Regions from separate parts of the Homo sapiens genome. Here region 1 is linked to region 2. Evidence: chromatin contacts called from ENCODE Hi-C or POLR2A ChIA-PET data. All regions are on one chromosome and are shown on one strand. The core of a region is the stretch at or near the end of the contact, and the rest is flanking DNA. Distances in the headings are between cores, read along the strand shown.

Evidence for each region. Hi-C counts contacts between places; a loop is a spot of excess contacts on that map. ChIA-PET counts read pairs that join two places held with the same protein, here RNA polymerase II (POLR2A). Pooled maps may share reads with other maps.
Region 1: a loop to region 2 is called in a map with no recorded cell type, with 11 times the contacts of the local background. The contact joins the promoter of USP22 here to the promoter of SREBF1 in region 2. A Hi-C loop is called at or near these places in 1 of 37 single-sample maps with no recorded cell type and 4 of 50 pooled maps. POLR2A ChIA-PET finds 5 or more read pairs at or near these places in 1 of 52 experiments (activated CD8-positive, alpha-beta memory T cell).

What each region holds. Positions count from the first base shown.
Region 1 is chr17:21,039,491-21,044,914 of GRCh38, reverse strand. USP22 (ubiquitin specific peptidase 22) reads left to right here and starts at 1,904. Exons shown (of 13, transcript NM_015276.2): 1 at 1,904-2,250. The coding sequence starts at 2,080. RefSeq lists enhancers at 186-1,133, 1,134-2,083 and a silencer at 1,619-2,218.
Region 2 is chr17:17,834,207-17,839,609 of GRCh38, reverse strand. It overlaps SREBF1 (sterol regulatory element binding transcription factor 1), which reads left to right and starts at 2,624. Exons shown (of 19, transcript NM_004176.5): 1 at 2,624-2,883. The coding sequence starts at 2,793. RefSeq lists enhancers at 1,043-1,944, 1,945-2,847, 2,848-3,749 and silencers at 2,616-2,775, 2,966-3,245.

The DNA.
Region 1 (5,424 bases), core at 655-3,154, 3.2 Mb before region 2:
TCAAAACCAGCCTGACGAAACCCCATTTCTAGTAAAAGTTCCAGATCAACATGGTGAAAGCCCCTCTCTACTAAAAATACAAAAATTAGCGGCGTGGTGGCAGGCGCCTGTAATATCAGCTACTGGGGAGGCTGAGGCAGGAGAATCGCTTGAATCTGGGAGGCGGAGGTTTCAGTGAGCCGAAATTGCACCACTGTACTCCAGCCTTGGGCAACAGAGCGAGACTCTGTCTCAAAAATAAAAAATAAAAAAAAAAGATTACCCTCTCGTAATTTTTCATGCTATTAAGGGAAGAGACAATAAAAAAAATAAGTAAATATTCATTACGCCAGATAGTGATAAATTCTTTGGAGAAAAACAAAGCAGGGTAAGGGAATGGAGAATTTTGGGGGGCTTGCAATTTTCATTAGGGTGGCAATTTTCCTTTTCACGGAAAAGGAGGTGTGTGATAAAGCTGGAAGGAGGTGAGCGAGCATCAGACATGGAATATAAGGATGCAGAGGGTGAGGGGGTAGGGAAAGCATTTTAGGGAGAGGGTACTGCAAGCACGAAGGCCATGAGGCAAAAACCTGTGCTCGGCAATTTGTCTTGGCCACAAAAGCTTTATCCCAGTCGTCAGTCCATTAAACCCTGTAGCTTTAAGTGTTGTGAGATCACAATCTTTATTTTTTAACTTGTGATGGTTCTGGACGGCAATTGCTGTTTCCTGCAATCTGTGGATGAATGAATGAGCAAAGCAGTTAGCAGCGGGATGAGTACAGGGGAGCAGCTCCACACCTGACACCTTATCCAAGTTCCCCCAGACCCTTGGCGCCCTGGTTCCCCCAGAACTTCGTTTGCATTCGTCTTTAAATGTCTTCTCAGTTTGCCTTGGGTCAGTTATTTGTATACCGATTAGACCTGTGCCGCCCACTGCGGTAGCAGCTAGTAGGAATTGGATGTGCTTTAAGTGTAAATACCAGATTTCCAAGACTTGCTGCAAAAACTGTAAAACATTCCACTAACGATTTTGCAATACTGCCTACATGCTGAAATAATTTGACTTTATTGGGTTGAGATATATTACTGTAACTTTCTTTTTTCATTAGAAAAATGTAGCCACTAGCAAATGTGAAGTGTCAGGCGTGTGGCGCGCAGATGCCTCTTTAAACTGGATGGCGCCGGGTTGGCCCTCACTATCAGCGGGCTCCCGACAGGAGGCGCCCCAGCTTGCGGCCGGGGGCAGCGCCTACCAGGCAGTTGGCAGGCAGTTCCAGCCCCGGGCCACGGCACTGCAGGGCCCGAGCCAGGTTACGGCAACCGGGGGCCCTGCAAACAGCTCCCGATTAGGGGGTGCTTTTGGGTGGGAAAGCGCAGGCCCTGGATGGAGGCCCGACCTGCGGCGCTCCAGCTCATCGCCCCGCCTCTTTGCGGCAGAGCTCAGGCCGGCGCAAACCGGTTCAGTGCTAGGACTGACGTCTCGCGCCGCCCAACCGCAGCACGCCCCCGCCTCCCCAGTCCTCTGGAAGAGACAGGGAACGTCTAGCCGCCAGGGTCCCGGGAGGCGGCTCTGTACCAGACGGACTATACTGAGAGCCTATGACAATAGCCGAAGGTGCCGGGGGGGGGGGGGGGGTGGCCTACTACCAATAAAGGAAGGGGAGGGGCGGGCCCTCGTTAGCTTCCCCCCCCTACCACGCTTCCTCGGGCGCGGGTCTACCCAGAGCCTAACGGGCGCGCGAGTGTGGGGGAAGGGCCTGGCGCGGGCTGGAGACTGCGCAGTGCGGTGCCGGCCGGGAGGGGGGGGGGGGGTGACGTAATCTCCGTCCGCGGCCGCGGCGCCCCGCCCCGCGACACCCTCCGCGAACCGCGAGAGCGCAGCGCAGGCGGTCCGCAGCAGCCGCAGCTCGGGGGCGGTGCCTGCCTTGCAGCCTCCCCTCGGCGATCGCGCAGCCCCATCTTTGTCCGGCCTCCGCGCTTTGTTCTCGGCGCCCGGGCCTTGGCCAGCCTGGCCAGCCGCCGAGCAGCCCCCACGCCGCGCTGGCGTCGTCCTCGCCTCCCTCGCCGCCGCCCCCCGCGCGCGGCCGGGCCTTGCCCCCCATGGTGTCCCGGCCAGAGCCCGAGGGCGAGGCCATGGACGCCGAGCTGGCGGTAGCGCCGCCGGGCTGCTCGCACCTGGGCAGCTTCAAGGTGGACAACTGGAAGCAGAACCTGCGGGCCATCTACCAGTGCTTCGTGTGGAGCGGCACGGCTGAGGCCCGCAAGCGCAAGGTGCGCCCGGCAGCCCACCGCGCGGCGGGCTCGGGGCCTTCTGCCGCTCCTGAGGCCGGCCGGCGGAGGGGCCCTTTTCCTGCCCTCTTCCCTTCCCCCGTTGCCTTTCCCTGTCCTTCCTCTTCCTCTCTCCTTCTGCCCTCTCTTCTCTTTACCCCTTCCCCCTCCTTTCCTTCCCCCCTCAACTCTCTCCCTTCCCTTATCTCCTCATCTTCCTATCCTTCCCCTCTCCCCCCTTCCCCCATTCTTCCTTTCCCTCCCCCTCCTCTCTGTCCCCTCCCCCTCCTCTCTGTCCCCTCCCCCTCCTTTCTCTCCGCCCTCCCCCTCCCTTATCCTTCTTGGCCCGGGAGGGGCGAGTGCTTCCGGGCCGGGGGTGGTGTTCTCCTGCCCTGCTGCCTGGGGAGCCTGGGACTTCGGTGGGCGGTCCCGGGCGTTCCTGCGCGAGGTCCTTGCGGGGAACTCTCCTGGTTCTGGAGGGTTCGGGGCTGGATGCGGGTGCAGAGAAAGAAATATTTCAAAAAAATGAGTAAAGGATGGGGGGCTGTCGAGTTCTGGGCGTTGGTCTGCAGCGGTCACCCGCCGCCAGGAGCGACCTTGGACGGGAGCTGGGGCAGGAGGCGGGCTGGGGGGCGCGGGGCCGGAGCTTCGCGGCTGCCTCGGGGCCCGCGAGGAGCTGGAGGTGGAGGGCGGCAGGGGCTGGGGCCGGGGCGAGCCTGTGGGTGCGGAGCCACAGCCCGGGTTTGCGTTGCGGCTGAGGAGTAGACTTGGAAGCGCGCCGTGGGCTGTGGGAGGCCTTAACCAGGAGTGAGTCCCCTCGGGGAGCCCAGTCTTGCGTCCCGCAGTTAGGCTTGGTAAGGGTTTGGAAATCAAAACGTAACGTGATTCTTCTATGTGAATAAAGTTTATTTTTACAGTTTCACGCGCTTTTGTAGATTACAATCCGAGATTGGGAGTTGTGAGGGCAGTTTCCACCTTGAGTGGCATTTTTTTATTTATGGGAATACCAACAGGCTCGCTGAGATTGTAGGGTATGTTAAGCAGTAATTCAAAAAAAAAATTATTTTTTTGAGACGAAGTCTCGCTTTGTACCCCAGGCTGGAGTGCAGTGGCGCGATTTCGGCTCACTACAATCTCCGCCTCCCGGGTTCAGCCGATTCTCCTGCCTCAGCCTCCTGAGTAGCTGGGATTACAGGCTCCTGCTACCACGCCCGGCTAATTTTTGTATTTTTAGTAGAGACGGGGTTTCACCATGTTGGCCAGGCTGGTCTGGAACTCCTGATCTCAGGTGATCCACCCGCCTCTGCCTCCCAAAGTGTTGGGATTACAGGCATGAGCCACCGTGCCCGGCCTCAAAATTTTTTTTATCTGTAATGGTATCAGGTAGCGTTATGTCTGGATGAACTAAAATCAGACATAAAACGTTTCAGGATCGGAGTTAGAGTCTTGCTAGTAGAATTGTGTGTCTTTAAGAAAAGATGGCCTGGCTTGGCGCGGTGGCTGACGCCTGTAATCCCAGCACGTGGGGAGGCCGAGGGGGGCAGATCACGAGGTCAGGAGTTCGAGACCAGCCTGGCCAACATGGTGAAACCTCATCTCTACTAAAAATACGAAAAGTAGCCGGGTGTGATGGCGGGCGCCTGTAATCCCAGCTACTCCAGAGGTTGAGGCAGGAGAATCACTTCAACCCGGGAGGCGGAGGTTGCAGTGAGCAGTGATCGCGCCACTGTACTCCAGACTGGGTGACAGAGCAAGACCCCCTCCGGAAAAAAAAAAAAAAGGGTGGCCTGGTTGAAGCCAGTCTTCTACAGGGAATGTGCTGTTGCTACTCTGGGTCAGTAGTGTCCGGATTGGGACGTGACGCGCCCAAGATTTGTTACTACTTTGGATGAAGTGGGGACCGCCCCACTCTTCCTCTCCCTCCTTTTCTTTTTCCGTTCCCTCCCTCCCTCTCCCTTTCTTCCCCCCTCTGGTATTTTTTAACCAAATAGAAGGAGTCAAGTTTAAACCATCATTAACTAACTTTGCCTAATTTCCTAAAGTTAAGAATTACTTTTTTTTTTTGCGCTACTTATGGCTCTGATTAATCTTTTAATTTCAGATGTCAGTTGCTTAGTTTCAAAACTGTTGAGCCACATGTATGTTATTCACCAATTAGAAGTTGAACTGTAGTCGGGTAGTGAAAAATATTTCTTTCAAAATTTAGGTGGGGGCTGCTGCAGTGCCAGTTGGCAGTGTGCCAGCAAGGAGCCCTTAAGCCCTCCATGCTTTTTCCTCTGACTGGGGGGACTTATTTACCTGTATCACTTCATGTGCGGTGTCCTGCATTTCTAGCACTCTCTAGTGGCCCAGTTAAGGAAGAGTTGGTTTGGGAAATAGTTTAACAAACCTGATGATTAACAGTTGGACAATCTGCATAGGATTTCCATCAGATCTGTAAGCTTAGGACATTTTGTTTTTTAAATTTTATTTTATTAAAAATTATTTTTTGTAGAGACAGAGTCTTGCTCTGTTACCCAGGATGGAGTGCAATGGTCTGGTCAGTGATCACTGCAGCCTCAGATTCCTGGACTCCAGCCTCTCCTGAGTAGCTGGGACTACGGGCGTGTGTCACCACGACCGGCTAATATTTGTAGAGACAGTGTCTCACTATATTGCACAGGCTGGTCTTGAACTCCTGGACTCAAGCCATCCTCCTGTCTCCCAGAGTGCTGGGATTACAGGCCAGAGCCACTGAGCCCAGCCATATTTTTGGTTTTAATGATATGAACTTGACTGTAAAAGTACTTTAAGCTGATGATTGTGCCACTGTACTCCAGCCTGGACAACAAAACCTATCTCAAAACAAACTTCAACTTGAATTATAATCTTTGTAAACAAACAAAGGTACTTTTTGAGATGGACATCTCAGGTACAGTTTAAAGAAATGAATCCCTGAATGAATAGGAATTACGAGTTTTGTTATCTAAGGACAGATGGATTATGCATTTTGTACCCAAACTTTGATTCTTCTTTTAACAGGCAGAACATGACAAAAACATGACCAGGCTTGATAAATTTCTGTCCAAAAGAAGCTTGAATTGCAGTAAAACTCTGTTTTTTGAGATGGGGTTTTCACTCTTTTTGCCCAGGCTGGAGGGCAATGGCGTGATCTCGGCTCACCACAGCCTCCCCCTC
Region 2 (5,403 bases), core at 1,375-3,874:
GTGGCAAAGATGTAAATTCTTCCCACCCCCACGTTGGACTGTGCCCCATGGGGGTTGGATTTTCTGGGGTGCAGGTCTTCTGTTGACCTTGTCTTACCTTCTTTCCCTTTCCCCTAACTCCTGCAGTTATGGAGTGAATATTTATTGAGCTATTCTATTTACATATGTGGTAACCCATTTAAAAACGGTGAGGCGGGTTGGGTGCAGTAGCTCACGTCTGTAATCCGAGCACTTTGGGAAGCCGAAGTGGGTAGATTACTGGAGGCTAGGAGTTCGAAACCAGTCTGACCAACATGACAAAACCCCATCTCTACTAAAAATACAAAAATTAGCCGGGCGTGGTAGTGCATGACTGTAATCCCATCTACTCGGGAGGCTGAGGGAAAAGAAATGCTTGAACCCGGGAGGCCGACGTTGCAGTGAGCCAAGATTGTGCCACTGCACTCCAGCCTGGGCAACAGAGCGAGACTCTGTCTTAAAAACAACAACAACAACAACAACAACAACAACAAAAACAGTGATAGCCAGGTGCAGTGACTCACACTTGCAATCCCAGCACTTTGGGGGGGCCGAGGTAGGTGGATCACCTAAGGTCAGGAGTTCAAGACCAGCCTGGCCAAAATGGTGAAACCTCATCTCTACTAAAAATACAAAAATTAGCCTGGCATGGTGGCGTGCGCCTGTAATCCCAGCTACTCAGGAGGCTGAGACAGAATTGCTTGAACCTGGGAGGTGGAGGTCGCAGTGAGCCGAGATCATGCCGCTGCACTCCAGCCTGGGTGACAGAGAGAGACTTTGTCTCAAAACAAAAAACAAAACAAAACAAAACAAAAAACAGTGAGGCAGATCTGTTGTGATGATGACTCCAAAACACCCTCCCTGCCTCTGCAGAGGGACTGCAGAAAGGGTTATTCCCATTTTATAGATACAGTAGCTGAGACTCAGAAGTGAGGTATTGGATCCAGGTCACACAGCAAGCAGGTGAAAACCCAGATCACCTGCCTAGCTCTGAAGAAAATGGTATTTAGGCTTCACCCAGCACTTCCTATCCCACCCCCTCCCTGGGAAGGGCTGTTTAAATTTTCAGGGAAGTCACCAGCTTCCTGCAGCCTCTAGAGTGTTGGTGGGGGTGGGGCACTGAGGAGAAGCCAGCTTTGTTCTCTGTGTTCTCCAGCAGTTGTTCATCTGGAGGGAGTGGGTCCTGGGTGGACCCTTGAGCAGGGCTACTTGGGGAGATGTGGTTTGGCGACCCCTATGACTTCTGGCGCCGCTATTCTGGGTAATTTTCCACCGCAGCCACTTCTGGGAGAGGAACAAAGGGAGCTGGATGTCCAGGCTGAGCCCCAGGGACTTGGGCTCTGTGGCTTCTCTCCCCCACACACCCCTTCTAAAATGCATCATGAATGTTACTCCTGCTTAGGGCGTGGCCAGATAGGCTATATCTGGAGTTTGAGCAAGGCAGTCTGCAGGATGGCTTGACTTATGAAGGTCTGGGGTCGGGAAGGCCTGAGGCCCAGGCCCCTGATGAGTTTCCTGGACTGCCCTCCACCAAGGGTGCTTCTCTCTGCTTGCATACCTCTGGGGACAGGGAGCTCACTGCCTTATCACATTCAGATTCCTGAATGTTAATTCTGGTTTATTTCAACCCACCTCATTGGGACCCCTTCCCTCCTTCCTGCCCCACCTGGCTCTGTCCCTAGGCCACAGAACCAGGTTCGGTTTCCAGCCCTCTTCTCAACAGGGCTGCCTGCTCTGATCTAGTCCCAGCTTGTGATGATCCAGGGCAGCCTGGCTCTGATCTAAAGCACAGCTACCTCTTCCTTGCGGCCCCTATCCTGGCTGCTCCTGGGAATAAGTGCCAAATCTGGGGTCAGACAGCCCTGGGGCCAGTCTTCCTTGGGTACTGGCTTCCTCCTTCAGGAGCTGCACTGGGCCCACTGGTATCCTATCCCTACAGCTGGATCTGGGAGGAAACCAGATGACGAAATTCCAGCCTCTTTCTTTGGCCACTCCTGTCCTCAAGAGGCCAATCTTCTGGTTTCTTTGCAGAGAGGGGGCAGGCTGATCTCACAGGTCATGCTCCCCTCCACATTGTCACTAGCCTCCCAGCCTGCCCGTGAGAAAGCATCATTAGGCCCATGTTACAAATGAGGAAAATTGAGGCAGAGTGATGTAACTGGCCCAGCAGTTACATCAGGCCTGCTCACAACACAGCAGGCCTGGGACCCCTATAACTTGGATCCTGGTCTGTCTTGTTCTAAAGAGTCAAATCTAGGAAATGAGGAAATGAAGTTTGGGATGGGCCCAGGCCTGGGGCTTCCACTCGGCTTCCTTGCTTGGTGCTGGAGAAACAGAGGCCCAGAGAGGGGGCTCGGCTTGCCCGCGTTCCCGCAGCAGCCGGCCAGAGGCCGCTGCCATTGTGCGCGAGGCTGGATAAAATGAATGACTGGAGGGCGCTCTGGAGGAGGGGCCGGCTGAGGGGAGATTTGTGGCGCAGACCGGGGATCAGGGGTCCCCCGCTCTCTCAAGGTGGGGCGGGGCCGTCTATCTGGGAGGGCGGGTCCTCCCCGAAAGGCCCCGCCTCCGCCTCGACCGCCCAGCAGAGCTGCGGCCGGGGGAACCCAGTTTCCGAGGAACTTTTCGCCGGCGCCGGGCCGCCTCTGAGGCCAGGGCAGGACACGAACGCGCGGAGCGGCGGCGGCGACTGAGAGCCGGGGCCGCGGCGGCGCTCCCTAGGAAGGGCCGTACGAGGCGGCGGGCCCGGCGGGCCTCCCGGAGGAGGCGGCTGCGCCATGGACGAGCCACCCTTCAGCGAGGCGGCTTTGGAGCAGGCGCTGGGCGAGCCGTGCGATCTGGACGCGGCGCTGCTGACCGACATCGAAGGTGCGTCAGGGCGGGCAGGGCTTGAAGCTGCGCCGGGTGGCGCGAGTAGGGGGCGCGCAGGTGTCTCCCTGGCCTTTGTCTCCCCCACGGGCGCCAGCTCCGTGCTGTGCTCGCGCGGGACTTCCCGGTGTCTCTGAGCTCGGTGTCCCGAGCCTCACCGAGCCTCCCTGGTTCCCGCGCTAGCGTCTCGGGCCGCGCGCTTGTGGGTGAGGGCTCCTGGGCCGGGCCGGGGTCCCTTGGCGGCTCCGGGCCGGGACACGTGCGCCTCTACGCGTCCCAGGCCGGGTGCCGCCCGACCGGTGACTCTCCAGCCCTGTGATGGCCACGGCTGAAGCTGGGGACCCAGGCGTCGCCGAAGCTCCGCCCCAGCCCCAGCCGTGACGTAATTGCGAGGTTACTCACGGTCATTCCCTCCGGCCCGAGAGTTCAGCTCGGCGTCGGAGCTCTTGCGCATGCGCATGGGCGCTGCCTCGCGCCCTTCCCCCGCCTCGTGTCGGGTTCTCCCGGTCTGCGACGGGCACAGCCTCCGCACTCATTCACTGACATCCACCGAATGCCAGGCCCCGTCTTAGGCACCGAGGGTTTACAGACAGACCTGGGTACCCCCTCTTTTAGGGAACACAAAAATCTCCCGGGAAACCAAACGGGTATTTAGTTGTACCTTGGGTGGAGCGAGGCTGGGGGAGGGCAGGGATGTGGCTACTTTGGGTAGAGCGGTCAGGGACTTCTAAGCTGAGACCTGAGGGTCACCCCCAGGACCAGCAAGGAAAGATGTTTTCCAGGCCACGGCAAGGGAAGGGCAAAGGCCTCGAGGCAGGGCCTAAGTGTGAGGAGTTAGAGGCTTGCAAAGGAGTGAGGTCAGGGAGGAGGAGGACGCAAACCGACTTGGTCGGCCAGGGAAAGGGCGGAGCAGAACAGTGGCACCGGCTTCCATCTTTGGAGCATCACCCTGGCTGTGATGAGAAGGGGTTTGGGGCCAATGGTGGCACCAAGTGCCAATTAGGAGGCCCGTTGCTTCCATTTTGTAGATAGAGCAAACGGAAGCCCCTAGCAAATTGCCTGCATGGTTTCTGTGCAGGAGTTTTAGCAGCACTAGCTAAGTTGCACTTGGTTGATGAGGAAACTGAGGCCAAGGTCGCAGGAACAAGATGCCTAGACTCACAGCCTGAATGGACATGTCCATGGAACCCGTGGCCACCCTGGGGTTGGCAAAACAGATATATCTATGCCACCACCACTCCTGCCCTACTGCAGCCTTGCAGATGAGCCCAGCTGGTTGCCAGCCCCAGAAGCTTCCCAGCCCTCCCTCCTTCCCCCTGGGGCTGGGCTAGGGGAGGACCCCAGAGGAGAGGCCCTGATTGTGAGGCTTTTCCAAAACAGCCTCCCCTATCCCTGGCACGAGGGGTTGTCCTTCACTGCCCTCTGGAGTGATGAACCCTGAAATCCCAAGCCCTAGGGAGATCTGGGCCTGACTCAACTACCAGTTCCACATCACTGGGCCCAGTGAGTGTAGTCCCAAGAGGCAACGTGACCAAGCCAGGAGGACATGCGCTTTGGGGTCAGAACTTGAACCTGGACACTCCTCACTTCCTTTGTCATCCTGCTCAAGCCCTCTCACCCTCTAAACCTTAGTTTCCACCTCCAGAAAAATGATGCAAACCCTCCCTTCATGGGCAAGTTGGACAACAGAACCCGTTCTGGGCCACAGGTCTGATACAGACCTTTGTTTGTTTGTTTGTTTGTTTTCTGCAGTGGCGCAATTTTGGCTCACTGCAAGCTCCTCCTCCTGGGTTCACGCCATTCTCCTGCCTTAGTCTCCCAAGTAGCTGGGACTACAGGCGCCAGCCACCACGCCTGGCTAATTTTTTGTATTTTTAGTAGAGACGGGGTTTCACTGTGCTAGCCAGGATGGTCTCGATCTCCTGACCTTGTGATCCGCCCGCCTCAGCCTCCCAAAGTGCTGGGATTACAGGTGTGAGCCACCGCTCCCAGCCCAGACCTTTCTTACTGACAGAATCTGGTCTGGGCCAGAGGTCTGATACAGACCTTTCTTACTGACTCATGGATAAAAACATTGTCTCTCCAGAACCAAAGGCCAGGCATGGGCAGCCATGTGGCCCAAGGTCTAGTCTATGAGAGAGTGGGGGCAGTCCCAGCCCCTTGAAGACTGGGGGCAGCCCCTTCTCACTAGGCAGGGCTCAGCTTTACCCACTTCAGTAGAGGATTTTTCAGTTTTTATTCAAACTTCCTGTTTTTCTTCCCAATTACACACATCTTTTTTCATTGTAGAAAACTTAGAAAATGCAAGTGAGCAAAAAGAAGAAAATAAAATCTTTAGACCTGGGGTGGTGGCTCACACCTATAATCCCAGCACTTGGGAGGTCGAAGCAAGAGGATGACTTGTGTCCAGGAGTTTGAGACCAGCCTGGGCAACATGACAAAATCCTGTCTCTACAAAAATAAAAAATTAGCTGGGTGTGGGTGACATGTGCCTGTAGTCTCAGCTACTCTGGAGGCTGA